Linked DNA regions of Homo sapiens: region 1 is linked to region 2. The links are chromatin loops, found by intact Hi-C in ENCODE. Cell type or tissue: breast epithelium. All regions are shown on one strand.

What was found. Peaks named below come from ENCODE experiments on the same cell type or tissue, not always from the same donor. Only the 100,000 strongest peaks of a DNase experiment are listed, where the experiment ranks them.
Region 1: it touches region 2 in a loop (13-fold over the local background); 1 of 110 quality-filtered maps calls a loop at or near these places.

The regions. Positions count from the first base shown.
Region 1 is chr1:10,994,392-11,002,391 of GRCh38, forward strand. No RefSeq gene overlaps it. Among named protein-coding and RNA genes, the nearest start is that of TARDBP, 14 kb to the right of the region's middle. In breast epithelium, no CTCF peak of the experiment used is centred here; no DNase peak of the experiment used is centred here.
Region 2 is chr1:10,551,530-10,559,529 of GRCh38, forward strand. The region is part of intron 3 of PEX14 (peroxisomal biogenesis factor 14); the gene reads left to right. Among named protein-coding and RNA genes, the nearest start is that of PEX14, 81 kb to the left of the region's middle. RefSeq lists an enhancer at 4,427-5,088. In breast epithelium, no CTCF peak of the experiment used is centred here; a DNase peak (open chromatin) is centred at 4,282; H3K27ac peaks cover 1,283 bases.

The DNA of each region.
Region 1 (8,000 bases), 440 kb after region 2:
AAATAAAATAAAATGACCAATCTGCTTTAAAAAAAATCGTTATTTTATTTTTATTTATTTATTTATTTTGAGACGGAGTCTCGCTCTGTCGCCAGGCTGGAGTGCAGTGCAACCTCCAACTCTCTGCAACCTCCGACTCCCTGGTTCAAGCTATTCTCATGCCTCAGCCTCCCAAGTAGCTGGGATTACAGGCACACGCCACCATGCCCAGCTAATTTTTGTATTTTTAGTAGAGACGGGGTTTCACCATGTTGGCCAGGCTGGTCTCAATCTACTGACCTCGTGATGCGCCCGCCTTGGCCTCCCAAAGTGCTGGGATTACAGGCGTGAGCCACGGCACCCTGCCAGATAGGAAATATTTTAGGCTTTGCAGACCACAAAGACACTGCTACAGTCTTAGATAATATGCAAATGAGTGGGTGGGGCTGTTCCAAAACCTTTATGGACATTGAAATGTGAACTCTATGTCATTTTCTTTTTCTTTTTTTTTCTGAAACAGACTCTACTCTGTTGCCCAGGCTGGAGTGCAGTGGTGCAATCTTGGCTCACTGCAACCTCCACCTCCCGGATTCAAGCGATTCTTGTATCTCAGCCTCCTGAGTAGCTGGGATTATAGGTGCACACCACCATGCCCGGCTAATTTTTTGTATTTTTAATAGAGACGGGTTTCACCATGTTGGCCAAGCTGGTCTTGAATTCCTGGCTTCAAGTGATCCTACCACCTTGGCCTCCCAAAGTTCTGGGATTACAAGTGTGAGCCACCATGCCAGGCCTCCATGTCATTTTAATGTGTCACAAAATATGATTCTTCTTTTGATTTTTTACCCCAGTCATTTAAAAATTAGCTTGCTGACTGTACAGAAACTGCCATGCCCCAGATTTGGCCTATGGGCTATAGTTTGCTGAGTCCTATTCTAGGGCTACAACCCAGAGAAATTTTGTTTTTTTTTTTTCTGAGACAGCATCTTGCTCTGTCGCCCAGGCTGAAATACAGTGACACTGTCAAAGCTCACTGAAGCCTTAACTTTCTGGGTTTAAGTAAAGCTCCTACCTCAGCCTCCAAGGTAGCTGGGACTGCAGGCTCACAATGCTACACCTGGCTAATTTTTGTTTTGTTTTGTTTTGTTTCTTTAAAACAGAGTCTTGCTCTGTCACTCAGGCTGGAGTGCAGTGGCACAATCTCAGCTCACTGCAACCTCCACCTCCCCAGTTCAAGCGATTCTCCTGCCTCAGCCTCCCAAGTAGCTGGGATTACAGGTGTGTGCCACCATGCCCAGCTAATTTTTGTATTTTCAGTAGAGTTGGGGTTTCACCATGTTGGCCAGGCTGGTCTCGAACTGCTGGCCTCAGGTGATCCACCTGTCTCAGCCTCCCAATGTGCTAGAATTATAAGCATGAGCCACCACGCCCAGCCAATTTTTGTATTTTTAGTAGAGATTAGGTTTTGCTATGTTGCCCAGGCTGGCCTCCAACTCCTGAGGCCAAGCAGTCATCCCACCTTGGCCTCCCAAAGTGCTGGGATTACAAGTGTGAGCCACCATGCCTAGCCAACAAATTCTTTTTTTTTTGAGTCGGAGTCTCGCTCTGTCAGGCTCCCACCACCATGCCTGGCTAATTTTTTGCATTTTTAGTAGAGACAGGGTTTCATCACCTTGGCCAGGCTGATCTCGAACTCCTGACCTCAGGTGATCCGCCCTCCTCAGCCTCCCAGAGTGCTGGGATTACAGGGTTGAGCCACCATGCCCAGCCAACACATTCTTAAAATACAACAAGCAAAGCCAGTGATCTTGGGCAGAATGAGGGTTAGAGAGAGATAATCATGCATCCTTGCTTTCCAGAGACAGATAGTTGACCCCAAGTTGTCCCAGTAATTAATAGCCTCTCTGTCACTCTCAAAAATCCCAGATTGAATTTGCTCCCCGGCCCCAGTTAAACCATCATTCTATTTATATAAATTAAACACATACGTTCCCTAGAGTATCCCCAACCTCTAGAGCACTGGTCAGTAATTTTCTTTTTTCTGTAAAGGGCCAGACAGTCAGTATTTTCAGCTTTGTGCCATACAATCTCTGCTGTAACTACTCAATTCTGCCAATGTGGCGTGAAAGCAACCAGAGATGTACATAAAAAATGAGCGTGGGCCCAGTGCGGTGGCTCACATCTGTAATCCTAGCACTTTGGGAGGCCAAGGCAGGTGGATCATCTGAGGTCAGGAGTTTGAGACCAGCCTGGCCAACATGGAGAAACCCCGTCTCTACTAAAAATACAAAAATTAGCCAGGCGTGGTGGCGCACACCTGTAATCCCAGCTACTCAGGAGGCTGAGGAAGGAGAATCGCTTGAACCCAGCAGGCGGAGGTTGCAGTGAGCTGAGATCACACCACTGCACTCCAGCCTGGGCAACAGAGCAAGACTCCATCTCAAAAAAAAACAAACAAAAAAATGAGTGTGGCTGTGCACCAGTAAAACTTAGACATGGATACTGATACTTGAATTTCATATAATTTTCAGGTGTCACAAAACTGTATTCTTTTGATTTTTTTTTCAGCCATTTAAAGATGTAAAAACTGGCCGGGTGCATTGGCTCTCGCTTGTAATCCCAACACCTTGGAAGGCCGAGGCAGGCGGATCACTTGAGGTCAGGAGTTCAAGACCAGCCTGGCAAACATGGTGAAACTCCGTCTCTACTAAAAATACAAAAAAAAAATTAGCTGGGCGTGGTGGCAGGCACCTGTAGTCCCAGCTACTGGGGAGGCTGAGGCAGGAGAATCACTTGAACCCAGGAGGCGAAGGTTGCAGTAAGCTGAGATGGCACCATTGCACTCCAGCCTGGGCAACAGGGCAAGACTCCATCTCGAAAAAGAAATATATATATATATATATATATATATATATATATATATATATACCATTTTTGGCTTGCAGGTTGTATAAAAGCTGGCAATCGGCTGTGGTTTGTTGCTCCCTGATCTAGGGTAACACCTGGCAGGCACCATGGTAGGTGCTGAATAAATGTCTGGTTATTGCTAAGTACACCCACAGAACAACTGTGCATGCTTTATACAGACACATGCAGATTCAAAGACAGATGAACACCCTAGTGAGGGCCTAGGAGGGGGAGGGGAGAGGGACTAGGGGTTGGGAGTAACTGGAGAAAATAATGAAATAGGTCAGGCGCAGTGGCACATGCCTAGAATCCCAGCACTTTGGGAGGCCAAGGCAGGAGGATTGCTTGAGCCCAGGAGTTAGAGACCAGCCTGAGCAACATGGTGAAACTCTGTCTCTACAAAAAATACAAAAATTAGCCAGGCATGGTGGTGCGTGCCTGCGATCCCAGCTACTTGGGAGGCTGAGGTGGGAGAATCACCTGAACCCAGGAGGTGGAGTTTGCAGTGAGCCGAGATAGCGCCACTGCACTCCAACTTGGGTGACAGAGAAACTCTGTCTCAAAAACAAAAAGAAAATAATGAAATAAAATAAGCCAGGCTTTGCCCAGGCTGAGGAGGGTGGTGGGCCATGAACTGATGAGGGCAATAAACTCCACTCTGCTCCTAAGGCCCAGAAAGGAAAATGAAAGTGAGATCTCCAGGGACAGAAAACCTAAATTTTAAATTCTTTTTTCATTTTTTTTAAGGCAGGGTCTCGAACTGTCATCCAGGCTGGAGGTGGCACCATCATGGCTCACTGCAGCCTTGACCTCCTGGGCTCAAGCAATCCTCCTGCTTCAGCCTCCTGAGTTGCTTGGATCACAGGCAGATGCCACGACGCCCAGCTAATTTTTAAATTTTTTGTAGAGATGGAGGTCTTACTATGTTGCCCAGACTGGTCTAGAACTCCTGGGCTCAAGCGATCCTCCTGCCTTGGCCTCCCAAAGTACTGGTATTACAGGCGTGAGGCATCACACCCAGCCTAGATTTGAAATTCGGACACTGCTGTCACTATCTGGTGATCTTGGGTAAGTTGAACCTCTAGAAGGTTCTTTGTAAAATAGGACTAAATATGGTACCTACTTCATAGGCCCGTTAGGGATTAAAGGAATCTATACAGATAATGTGTTCAGAACAGTGTCTGGCATTTAGTAACTGGTGTTACAATGTTGTGGTTGTTTTCTATAAAGAACAGAGAGCAAATTGTCCCCCAGGTTCCAAATAAGGAGATGGATTAGAGGTGATTAGGAGCGTGGGCTCTAGAACCAAGGACCTCAGCTTTGCCACAGACTGGCTATGTGACTCTGGCCAAGTTACTTGGCCTTTCTGTGCCTCAGTTTCCTCAGAGAAGGTCAATAGTAGTAGTACTTGGTAAATAGAGTTGAGGTAAGAATTAAATTTGCCAACTCTGAGCCTGGTATATAAATGCTCAAATAAATTATTATGTTATCACTTTGGTCGCACAATTTCTGCCCAAGGGGAAATAATAAAAGGAGTCAAAACAACAATCTCCTGTGAAATATTCCAACAGGTCCAAGGAGTTGGGCTATGGATTTTGGACAAAGAGAAGAGAGCCTCTAATGTGAAAGGAAGACCCCAGTGTGCCAGGCACGGTGGCTCACGCCTGTAATCTCAACATTCTGGGAGGCTGATGCAGATGCATTACCTGAGGCCAGGAGTTTGAGACCTGCCTGGCCAACATGGTGAAACCCTGACTCTACTACAAACACAAAAATTAGCCAGGCGTGGTGGTGGGCAGCTGCAGTGCAGCTACTCAGGAGGCTGAGGCAGGAGAATCACTTGAACCCGGGAGGCAGAGGTTGCAGTGAGCCAAGATTGTGCCACTGCACTCCAGCCTGGGTGACAGAGCAAGACTACATCTCAAAAAAAAAAAAAAGAATGAATAAATAAATACAATAATAATAAAAATATTGAAGGTAAAATTGGGGAAATTTCACAGAAAGTAGAATTTTTAAAATTGTAACAACAAAAGAAAAAAGATTTTCAAAAATGATGCATCATTGTAGGAAAGTCAATAGCTAACAGGAATTTCAGAAAGAGAGAACCAAGGAATCATTGGGGAAAAAGCTGTCAAAGAAATAATACAACAAACTTTCCCAGAATTGAAGGACAAAAATCTCTATAACAAAAAGATCACCATATGCCCAGAACAATGAATGAAAAAAGATACTCAGGAAGACCAAGTCATCATCTTGAATTTCATTCTTTTTTTTTTTTTTTTTTGAGACAGAGTTTCACTCTTGTTGTTGCCCAGGCTGGAGTGCAATGGTGCAATCTCAGCTCACTGCAACCTCCACCTCCTGGGTTCATGCAATTCTCCTGCCTCAGCCTCCCAAGTAGCTGGGATTACAGGTATGTGCCACCACACCTGGCTAATTTTGTATTTTTAGTAAAGATGGGGTTTCACCATGTTGGTCAGGCTGGTCTCGAACTCCTGACCTCAGGTGATCCACCCACCTTAGCCTCCCAAAGTGCTGGTATTACAGGTGTGAGCCATCATGCCCAGCCCTTTTTTTTTTCTTTTTAAGACTAGTCAAGTGCAGTAGTGAGAAAAGGGGAAAGAATTGAACTGATCAACTGAGATAACTGACTACCTTCAGATCAGCCCATCTTGAATTTCAGAAAATGGATGATACGGTAAGATCATGAAAGAGTCCAGAGAGAAAATGAAGATTACGTGAATGACCAAGAATGCAATGGATTTCTTAACAGCAATAAGAGAAGCTAGGCGCCAGCAGAAAAATATCTTCTAAGTGTTGAGTATGAATGACCTTCAACCTAAAATTCTGTACGCAACCGGACTACCAATGACATGTAAATGGAATAAGACCATTTTCAGACATGTAAGGAAGTCTCCAGGATGACAACTGATACAATTTCCAGCAAGCAATCCAGGAAAGGAGGCATGAAGACTCCAAGAAATAAAAAAATAAAAATTACAAACTATCTGGCTGGGCACAGTGGCTCTCACCTGTAATCTCAGCACCTTGGGAGGCCAAGGTGAGTGGATCACTTGAGGTTAGGAGTTCAAGACCAGCCTGACCAACAGGGTGAAACCCCGTCTCTACTAAAAAAATACAAAATTAGTCAGGTGTGGTGGTGCACACCTGTAATCCCAGCTACTTGGGAGGCTGAGGCAGGAGAATCACTTGAACCTGGGAAGCGGAGGTTGCAATGAGCCAAGATCACGCCACTGCACTCCAGCTTGGGCAACAGAGCAAGACTCTGTCCCCCCCCAAAAAAATCACAAACTAGCTGACAGATTTGACTATGAAGAAAACCTTATTCAAGACATTTACACAACTTTTGGAGGGCATAAAATGATTATTTAGATGTTCAAAGAGAACAAAGCAAATGAAAAAGCAAGGCAATTATTAACTCCAGGAAAAAGTAAAGTTGCACAAGAAAAGATAAAACTTGTCTCAGTCATGAACACAATTTATGTAGTCATAATAGTGAAAACATTGAATATGTATTTAACCAAAAATGGTGATATTAGGTATCAGTATATTAAGAGGATGGAGGAAATGATAATGAAGTGTGAGCTAAAAAACCCTCATTAGACATAATAGGAAATCAGTAGATACTTTCTAAATTGAATAAATGAAAATTTTGCAGGATAAGGCCAGGCATGGTGTCTCATGCCTGTAACCCCAACACTTTGGGAGGCCAAGGTTGAGCCCAGGAGTTTGAGACCAGCCTGAGAAACATGGCAAAACCCCATCTCTAGCAAAAATACAAAAATTAGCCAGGCATGGTAGCACATGTCTGTATTCCCAGCTACTGGGGAGGCTGAGGTGGGAGGATGGCTTGAGCCCGGGAGGCAGAGGTTGCAGTGAGCTGAGATCGAGACACTGCACTCTAGCCTGGGTGACAGAGCAAGACCCTGTCTCAAAAAAATTTTTTTTAATTGCAGGATAGATTTATTATTTTAAAAGATGTAGGTATATCCATAAGAAACAACTAAAAGAATGGTTACTTCTGATAAGGGATATGGAAGGGGCTGGGGAGAACAAGAGACTGCAGTTTTTTTGTTATTTGTATTTATGTACTAACTGGCTTTTTACAAAAAATGGTTTTAAAAACCCAAGATCTAGAACAAATAAGGGAGGCATACCTTAATTTTGGCAGCTAAGATGCTTAAATTAAAAGGAAAGTAAGCCAGGCGCAGTGGCTCACGCCTGCAATCCCAGCACTTTGGGAGGTCGAGGAGGTTGGATCATGAGGTCAGGAGATCGAGACCATCCTGGCTAACATGGTGAAACCCCGTCTCTACTAAAAATACAAAAAAATTAGCCAGGCGTGGTGGTGGGTGCCTGTAGTCCCAGCTACTCAGGAGGCTGAAGCAGGAGAATGGCGTGAACCTGGGAGGCGGAGCTTGCAGTGAACCGAGATTGTGCCACTGCACTCCAGCCTGGGCGACAGAGTGAGACTCCGTCTCAAAAAAAAAAAAAAAAAGAAAGTAAATCGTGATAAAATAAAAATATCTTACCTTAGTATTAGTTTACCTTTCAAAAGTACTTGTGGGCCGGGTGCTGTGGCTCATGCTTATAATCCCAGCACTTTGGGAGGCTGAGGTGGTCAGATCGCTTGAGCTCATGAGTTCAGCACCAGGCTGGGAAACATGGTGAAACCCCATCTCTACTGAAAATACAAAAAAAAAAAGAGCTGGGTGTGGTGGTGTGTGCCTGCAGTTCCAGCTACTAGGGAGGCTGAAGTAAGAGGATGGCTTGAGTCCATGAGGCAGAGGTGATAGTGAGCCAAGATTGGGCCACTGCACTCCAGCCTGACCAACAGAGCCAGACCTTGTCTCAAAGAACAAACAAGGCCGGCGCAGTGGCTCATGCCTGTAATCCCAGCACTTTGGGAGGCTGAGGTGGGTGGGTCACCTGAGGTCAGGAGTTCGAAACCAGCCTGACCAACATGGTGAAACCCCGTCTCTACTAAAAATACAAAAATTAGCTGGGTGTGGTGGCACATGCCTATAATCCCAGCTACTTGGGAAGCTGAGGCAGGATAATTGCTTGAACCTGGGAGGCCGAGGTTGCAGTGA
Region 2 (8,000 bases):
TAAATGTATTTCACGCATACTGCCTGAACACTAACAAGGCCTTACCATAATTACTCTGTTTGTTTTGGGGAAATGGTAGGTATTTGTTTAAAAGGATTTTGTGGTGAACCAAGAATATACATGTGTAGTTAGTTCTCGCTATTCACTTGTGAATGATGCATTGTAGAAGTTTTATCTTATACCAATTTTTCTTTAATTTTCTGCAGCTCTACTTCCCTTCCAACCAGTTTGGTATCAGGGATGCAAACTAATTTTAATGTTAGCCTAACAAAAATACAATCAGAAAGTTATGGCCAGGCACGGTGGCTCATGCCTGTTTACAGTCCCAGCACTTAGGGAGGCTGAGGCAGGTGTGGAGTTCGAGACCAGCTTGGCCAACATGGTGAAACCCCGCCTCTACTAAAAATACAAAAATTAGCCGGGTGTGGTGGCAGGCACCTGTAGTCCCAGCTACTCAGGAGGCTGAGGCAGGAGAATCTCTTGAACCCGGGAGGTGGAGGTTGCAGTGAGCTGAGATCGTGCTGCTGCACTCCAGCCTGGGCGACAGAACAAGACTCTGTCTCAAAAAAAAAATAAGTTATACTGCATACTGCATACTTAGATGAAACATAAACATTTAAAAACTATCTCCGGGCTGGGTGTGGTGGCTCATGCCAGTAATACCAGCACTTTGGGAGGCCGAGACGGGCAAATCACGAGGTCAGGAGTTCAAGACCAGCCTGGCCAATGTGGTGAAACTCCATCTCTACTAAAAATACAAAAATTAGCTGGGCATGGTGGCGGACGCCTGTAATCCCAGTTACTCAGGAGGCTGAGGCAGGAGAATCGTTTGAACCTGGGAGGCGGAGTTTACAGTGATCTGAGATCACGCCATTGTACTCCAGCCTGGGCAACAGGGCAAGACTCCGTCTCAAAAAAAAAATCTGCTTTTTAGATTCATTTACTCTAAGTTTGTTCATGCCTGTTATCTATATATTTATATCTATGTTTGTATCAATTGTTGGTTCCCAGTTTAGCACATAGAGGCAGTATGATTCACTGGAAAAATCATCTATCCATTTACTAATTATTAAATATCCATTTCCTTCATGTGCCAACATTTGTGCTAAACATAAAAATACAAAAATAAGATTTAATATTTGTAGTTTAGTGGGGTTCCATGATATATAAACAGATGTGGTGTGGGTGATAAAATATTATAGGTGCTATAATAGGTATCTGAGTGGAGGCCTGGGGGGAGAGCGATCAGTTTTGTGGTAGGGGAGGAGAACTAGTGGCGAAGAGGTTAAAAAGGTGCCTCCATTCATGGAGGAGGTCCCCTTTATCCGAGCCCTGCAAGAGGATTAGTTGTTTTTAAGGTCTGAAGCGGATTGGTGACTTTTGTCCATGCAGAGGATGTGATGGGGCATAGCCACTAAGGCGAGAGATCGAGGAGACAGCTTGGAAAGGTGGGCAAAGGTGGGATCAGGGAAGACCTGGCATGTGTTACCTCAAGAGTGTGGATTTTGTTATGTGGACAGTGGGGAAACCACGGAAAAGTTGTATGTGGAATAATAAGTTTCATGCTAGCGTTTTAGAAAGCTCTCTCAAAGGTAGGGCGGGCATTTAGGAGAGGGGAATGATGGATGAACCAGGGCAGTTATTACGGGGATGGAGAGGATGGATTAGAGAGTGAGGAAGCAGAATCTCCTGGGAATTGGTGGCTGAATGGATGCAAGAGTGAAGAAGAGGGAAGAGTCTGGGCTCACTGTCCAAATTTTTGGCTTAGGGAGCTGGTGTGGAGGATAGCAGATGAAAGAGTAGACCAGGAGTGAGAGACGCTGTGAAGAGAGAAGGCCCAGAGGGAGGTGCGGGGGACCCTGTCACGTGGTTAGTGGTTGGCCAGAGGCGGATGCCCCACAGTCAGGCAGTGGCGCTGGCTTCTGCCTTTCAAAGTCGCTTCTACAGGGTGACCGTTAAGCTTGTTCTTTGACACCGACATTGTTAAGTGGTTTCACTGAAATTTGAGACTCTCTGAAGAAAGGGAAGATGGCATTTATGAAGCAAGTGTTATTTTATCTGGAAATGATTTCTCAGGGGTAAGCCTGTCACTCTGCCTCTGGTAAAGTCTGCTTCTCCCTCCAAGAAGAGAAGGTCCCACTGATTTGGGTCATGGTCAGAGTGGGCCGCTACTCCCACCTTCCACTGAAAACTCAGCTTCCAGAAAGCTCCTCTTCACTCCTTTGTCATCTGTTTCCTCATCTGCTCTTCCCTGAGTTTGTCCTTCTCTGTTATATCTGCATGTGTTTCCACTGATCTGCTTGTGACAGTCAACCTGTTTGCTGATCTGGCCTCGGCAATTTTCAGGGCTTCCCTGCACACCTGTGACATGACGGTTAGTTCCCTGACCTTGCATGCACCTCGGTTTTCTGGTAGCAGATGGTCTTTGTGGTACCTTTACTCTTACAAATCAGTGGAGTCAGAAGTTTACAAAATGTGGGCCGGGCGCGGTGGCTCACGCCTGTAATCCCAGCCCTTTGGGAGGCCGAGGTGGGCGGATCATGAGGTCAGGAGATCGAGACCATCCTGGCTAACATGGTGAAACCCCGTCTCTACTAAAAATACAAAAAAAAAAAAAAAAAAAAATTAGCCGGGCATGGTGGTGGGCACCTGCAGTCCCAGCTACTTGGGAGGCTGAGGCAGGAGGATGGCGTGAACCTGGGAGGCGGAGCTTGTAGTGAGCCGAGATCGCACCACTGCACTCCAGCCTGGGTGACAGAGCGAGACTCCGTCTCAAAAAAAAAAAAAAAAGAGAAGTTTACAAAATGTGTGGAGCTGAGGCAGAAAGCCTAAAGGGCAGACTCCAAAAGGGCAGACTCCAAAATGATCAGGACATTAACTGACTTGCTGGGAGATCCCAGAGCACACGCAGAGTCATTGAACTCCATGATACTCATTCCAGGTCACCTTGAAGAGGCAGGGAGAAGGGCATTTTCGCTTCTTGAAGCTTCTGCTCCTCTGCCGGTTCAGCCTGATCTTAGAGCTCTCTTGGCATTGCAGCTGCAGTCAGGTTTTCCTTTTAAATGACTGCAGCCTTCAGATGCCCACACAGTGCAGTCCAGATCTCATGCCTGGGGCTGAAGGTGGACCTGGTTTGGCGGTAAATTATGATCCACAGCTTTGAAAGCATATAGGCTGTATGCTTTTTTTTCTTTTTTTTTTAAAGACAGAGCCTCACACTGTCACCCAGGCTGGAATACAGTGGCGCGATCTTGGCTCACTGCAACCTCCATCTCCTGGGGCTCAAGTGATCTTCCCATCTCAGCCTCCTGAGTAGCTGGGATTACTGATGCGTACCACCATACACCCAGCTAATTTTTGTAGTTTTAGTAGAGATGGGGTTTTGCCATGTTTCCCAGGCTGGCTGTACACCTTTTAAAAATAAAGCCTATCTGAAAGCAAGTTGCTTCTCTAGAGGCATCTTCCTCAGTCTGCTTTTGTCCAGCCTTCCCGTGGAAAGCAGCCTTCTTCTTGATCTGGGGCTGCAGTAAATCACATGCTGGCCATCGCGGGAACACATCCCATCCCTTCCCAAAACCACCTGCAGGACTGACCCTACCCCCCAATAACACACCAACCTGCTGTGTTTTTTACTGACCATTCCTGTCCGGGATAGTCACTGTAGCAGTCTACTTTGGTGGGCTTTTACCTCTCCTATCTGCTTTTTTTTTAATTTACAAATTTTAAATTAAAAAAATTTAAATGAAAGGTTTGGACATTGAGTATTGTTACCCACTCACTTCTGGTGACTCTTCAGACACTCACTCGAAGAGCCTTCCTTCTTCCCTACATACAGAGTCGGGGGGAGAGATGGGGAAAATGACGGAGGAAAACATGCTAAAAATGATTTTCAATGTAAAATAAGGGAGGGAAAAACGAATGTTTGAGGAAACCCAAAAAAAGCACCTCTCATTACAGTAATTAAACCGCAGCGTTTAACCTATCAGAATGTGCTGCATATGTGAGAGACAAGCCAGGGAGCTCTGTGTTTGAAATTAGAGCTCTAATCCTCAGGGAAGAGAATAGTTAAATAATTTGTTTTTGAGGTGTGAGAGCAGAGCCGGCAAGGTGTGAGTGTGTGTGTGTGTGTGTGTGTGTGCATGCACCCGTGAGGGTGAGGGGCCGCAGTGCCTGTGTTTACCAAGAATATCCTGGAGGTAGATATTTATCAGCACCTGTGTGCTGTCAAGAAGCACACAAGCTGCTGTTGCCCGTTCATTAGGTTTTCAGAAGAGTCCGGGCCTCACCTGTGGCCGGGCGTTGCATCATAACAGCAGAACTTGCTTCATTCTGGCCCTCTGGGACACACAGGAATAGATTTGAGAGACAGGATGAGACATACAGAGAAAGACACAAGCATTAGGGGAGGAAGAAAGCCGAATGATCCTGGAGCATGTCCTTGGCGCAGGCACTGCTGGACAAAGCAGTCCATCTCGGTGGGCTGGCACTGCGGAGCCAGCGTGGACATTCCACCGAGCACGAGGCGAAAGGGGCAGCCCAGAGGCCTGCCACTGAAACCGCCTTCTGCAGGCACCGTCTGCCAGTGCTCAGCGCTGTTAGCAGGGCTCCTCCTCTGCTGGGATGAGGGGTTGGGATGACAGGGGTTCACAGTGTCCTGCCTGCCCCTTCAGCAGCATAACCTTTGTCTTTCTGGACTCCTGGCTGGAGCTGGTGATACTGTGAACATGCTGCCTCTCTGGAAGCTGCTCCATGTCTCCCTATATCCCCAGAGCATGGCAGCTGTGATCAGAATTCCACAGGGTGGGGCTGATGAGGATCCATGCACATCCGTCCCTGTACCCCTCATTAGGGACTTGGGTTGGGGGGTGCCTATCTGCACGTGTTCTTTTTCCTCTCACGCACTTTGTCGGTCTCTGTGCAGGGTTTCTATTATACTAATAAGGAGCACTGGGGACGCTGGCGACAGTGTGATAATCGTCCCCTTGGAGGGCCAGAGGCAGTCGGTGTGCGCTGACCTCATCCTGGGGGAGTGCTGATGAAACTCTGGCTTGGCCTTACTGCCTGAGCACTGCGCCTGATGTGGAGGGTTAGGGGGCAGGGTTGCCGGGCTGTTTCTTCTACGGCTTCATTGTTACCAGCCATGCTTGTCTTTGGGGCATTTCATCAAAACTTCTTTAGTTTTGCTTAAGAACTTTAAAGAGCTGATGAGCCTAATGGAAACTTTTCAGTAATAACTCAGTACAGGAACACACTTCACAAATACCAGCTAATTAATCCTCAGAGCACCCTGGGGACAGGGGAGAGTATGGTAATGGCACTGGTGATTTTTATCCCCATTTTATAGACTGAGAGACTGAGGCACCTGGAAGAATCTGTGACTTGGGCCAGAGGGAGGGCACAAATCTGGAAGCTGAGGTTAGAGTGCTTTGCCTTTTGGCCTCTCTTGGGACTGTTGAGTCTTACCTTAAAGTCATTTGAGTAAGTCATTAAGTAAAGCCAGTCACCTTAGATTTTGCCTCTTCTCTCATCTTTCTTTTTTTTTTCCCTGCTTGATACTAGGTCTTGGATGTAACTGGTATCCATCAATACAGATCTCTAGCATCAATTTTAGTAACTGCCTTGTGTTCTGCTGAAAATATATGCCATAATTTATTGTAACCCAGTCCCCTTGATTATCTTCATTTTACACAATTATAGCAACTCTTCTTTAAGTATCCTTGGGAAATAGGTATTACTTTTGTGATTACCTTTGTGGGGTAAAAACCTCAGAGTTAGGCTGGGTGCAATGGCTCACGCCTGTAATCCCAGCACTTTGGGAGGCCGAGGTGGGCGGATCACTTGAGGTCAGGAGTTTGAGACCAGCCTGGCCAACATGGTGAAACCTCGTCTCTACTAAAAATACAAAAAATAGCCAGCTGTGGTGGCGGGCGCCTGTAATCCCAGCTGCTCGGGAGGCTGAGGCAGAAGAATTGCTTGAACCCTGGAGGTGGAGTTTGCAGTGACCTGAGATCGTGCCACTGCACTTCAGGCTGGGCAACAGAGTGAGACTCTGTCTCAAAAACAAAAAGCAAAAAACCTCAGAGCTGCTAATCCTAGGTTAAAGAAAATGGACTTGTTTTCATTTTAATGTACATTGCTAACCTGTGCTTTAAAAAGGTGATTTCAGCTTACAGCCTCAACACCAGTTGGCCAGTGCCCCGAGCACAAGTCTCAAACTTCCACATTGTCAAGTTCACAGTTTCTTCCTTTGTCTAAGCATGGAAAACCCTTCCCCCACTGCAAGGGCATAGAACTATTTGCCTACCTTTTTTTTTTTTTTTAATGATTTTAGTTTTCTTTTATGGAATTTGTGTTGTTGCTAGTTGCGTAACAGGGAATATAACTTTATTTTTTCCTGTTGACCAACTGGATAGTCTCAGCACCATTTATAGAACGATTTATTTCTTTCCCCACTGATTTGACATGTCATCTTTTTCATCTGCTAAATTCTTAAATATACTGATGTGTGATCAGGGACATTCTATTCTCATTCATTGCTGTACTTGTCTGTTGTTGTGCTAATGCTGCAATGTTTTTATTATTATAGATTTGTTACACACTGTATTTGTTAGTATTCGTTGTACTCTTTTGTACAAAAATATAAAAATTTTGTATTTTTAATAGAGATGGGGTTTCTTCATGTTGGTCAGGCTGGTCTTGAACTCCTGACCTCAGGTGATCCGCCCACCTCGGCTTCCCAAAGTGCTGCGATTACACGTGTGAGCCACCGTGCCCGGCCTGCTTGTATATTTCTTAAGACATTTTAGAATCACTTTTATCATCTTCTTCTTGATCCCACCCCACCCCTACCCACTGCGAATCAAGAAAGAAGATCCCTTTGAAATTTTGATGATAATTACATTCAACATAGAAATTACTTTGGAAGCTGGACGCTGTGGCTCATGCCTGTAATCCCAGCACTTTGGGAGGCCGAGACAGGTAGATCATTTGAGGTTAGGAGTTCAAGACCAGCCTGACTAACATAGTGAAACCCCATCTCTCTACTAAAAATACAAAAATTAGCTGGGCATGGTGGTACACACCTGTAATCCCAGCTACTCAGGAGCCTGAGGCAGGAGAATCACTTGAGCCTGGGAGGCAGAGATTGTGGTGAGCTGAGATTGCACCACTGCACTCCAGTCTGGGCGACAGAATGAGACCCTGTCTCAAAAAAAAAAAAAAAAAAAAGAAAGAAAGAAATTACTTTGGAAAGAATTGGTGTCTTTGCAGTATGCACTCTTTCCATCCACGGATGTGGGGTATCTTTCAAGTAAAATATGTAATGCCCCTCACTGATGGTTTTGTACAGTTCTTGCATAGTTCCTGCACATTTCCTTTAATTCTGAGTACCTGTATTTTTAATTTATTCTTCTTGCTTTAGGATATTTATTTCCATTATATTTTCTAATTGATCTTTGCCAATAGTTAGGAAAGCTGTTGATTTCTGTGTTTTTAGAATTATTTTATTATTTTTAATAGTCCTAATTGTTTTTGTTGGTTCTCTTAGGTTTTCTCAGTAGCATATCACATGAAAATAACATTTTCCTTTTCCAATGTCGTATGACTTTATTATTATTATTTTGACTGGCCCTTCTAGAACAGCTTTAATTAAATATGAGTGCACAAGGAGGTACATTGGGAGGTACAATCACCCCCTTTTCTTTAAAGCATTAATTTAGAGATGAAGAGCATAGGAATATAAGAGACATAGCCATGATGATTCCTAGACTTTTCAAAGTCCTTGCTTTGCAGGACTTTTTCATCTATTTTATTTTTAGTTTTTCACCTATTTGGTCCAGTATTTATTCTTTGGCCAAAAATGGCTTGACATGCTGAAAACCACCTTATTTTAGAGAAGAAAATACACATTATTTCTATTTTGTCAAGCGGAAAAGCTGAAAGGCATTGGAAATAACTCCCAGTCCCTTGGCAAACAGATCAGTGAGTAGACCCCTGTGTGA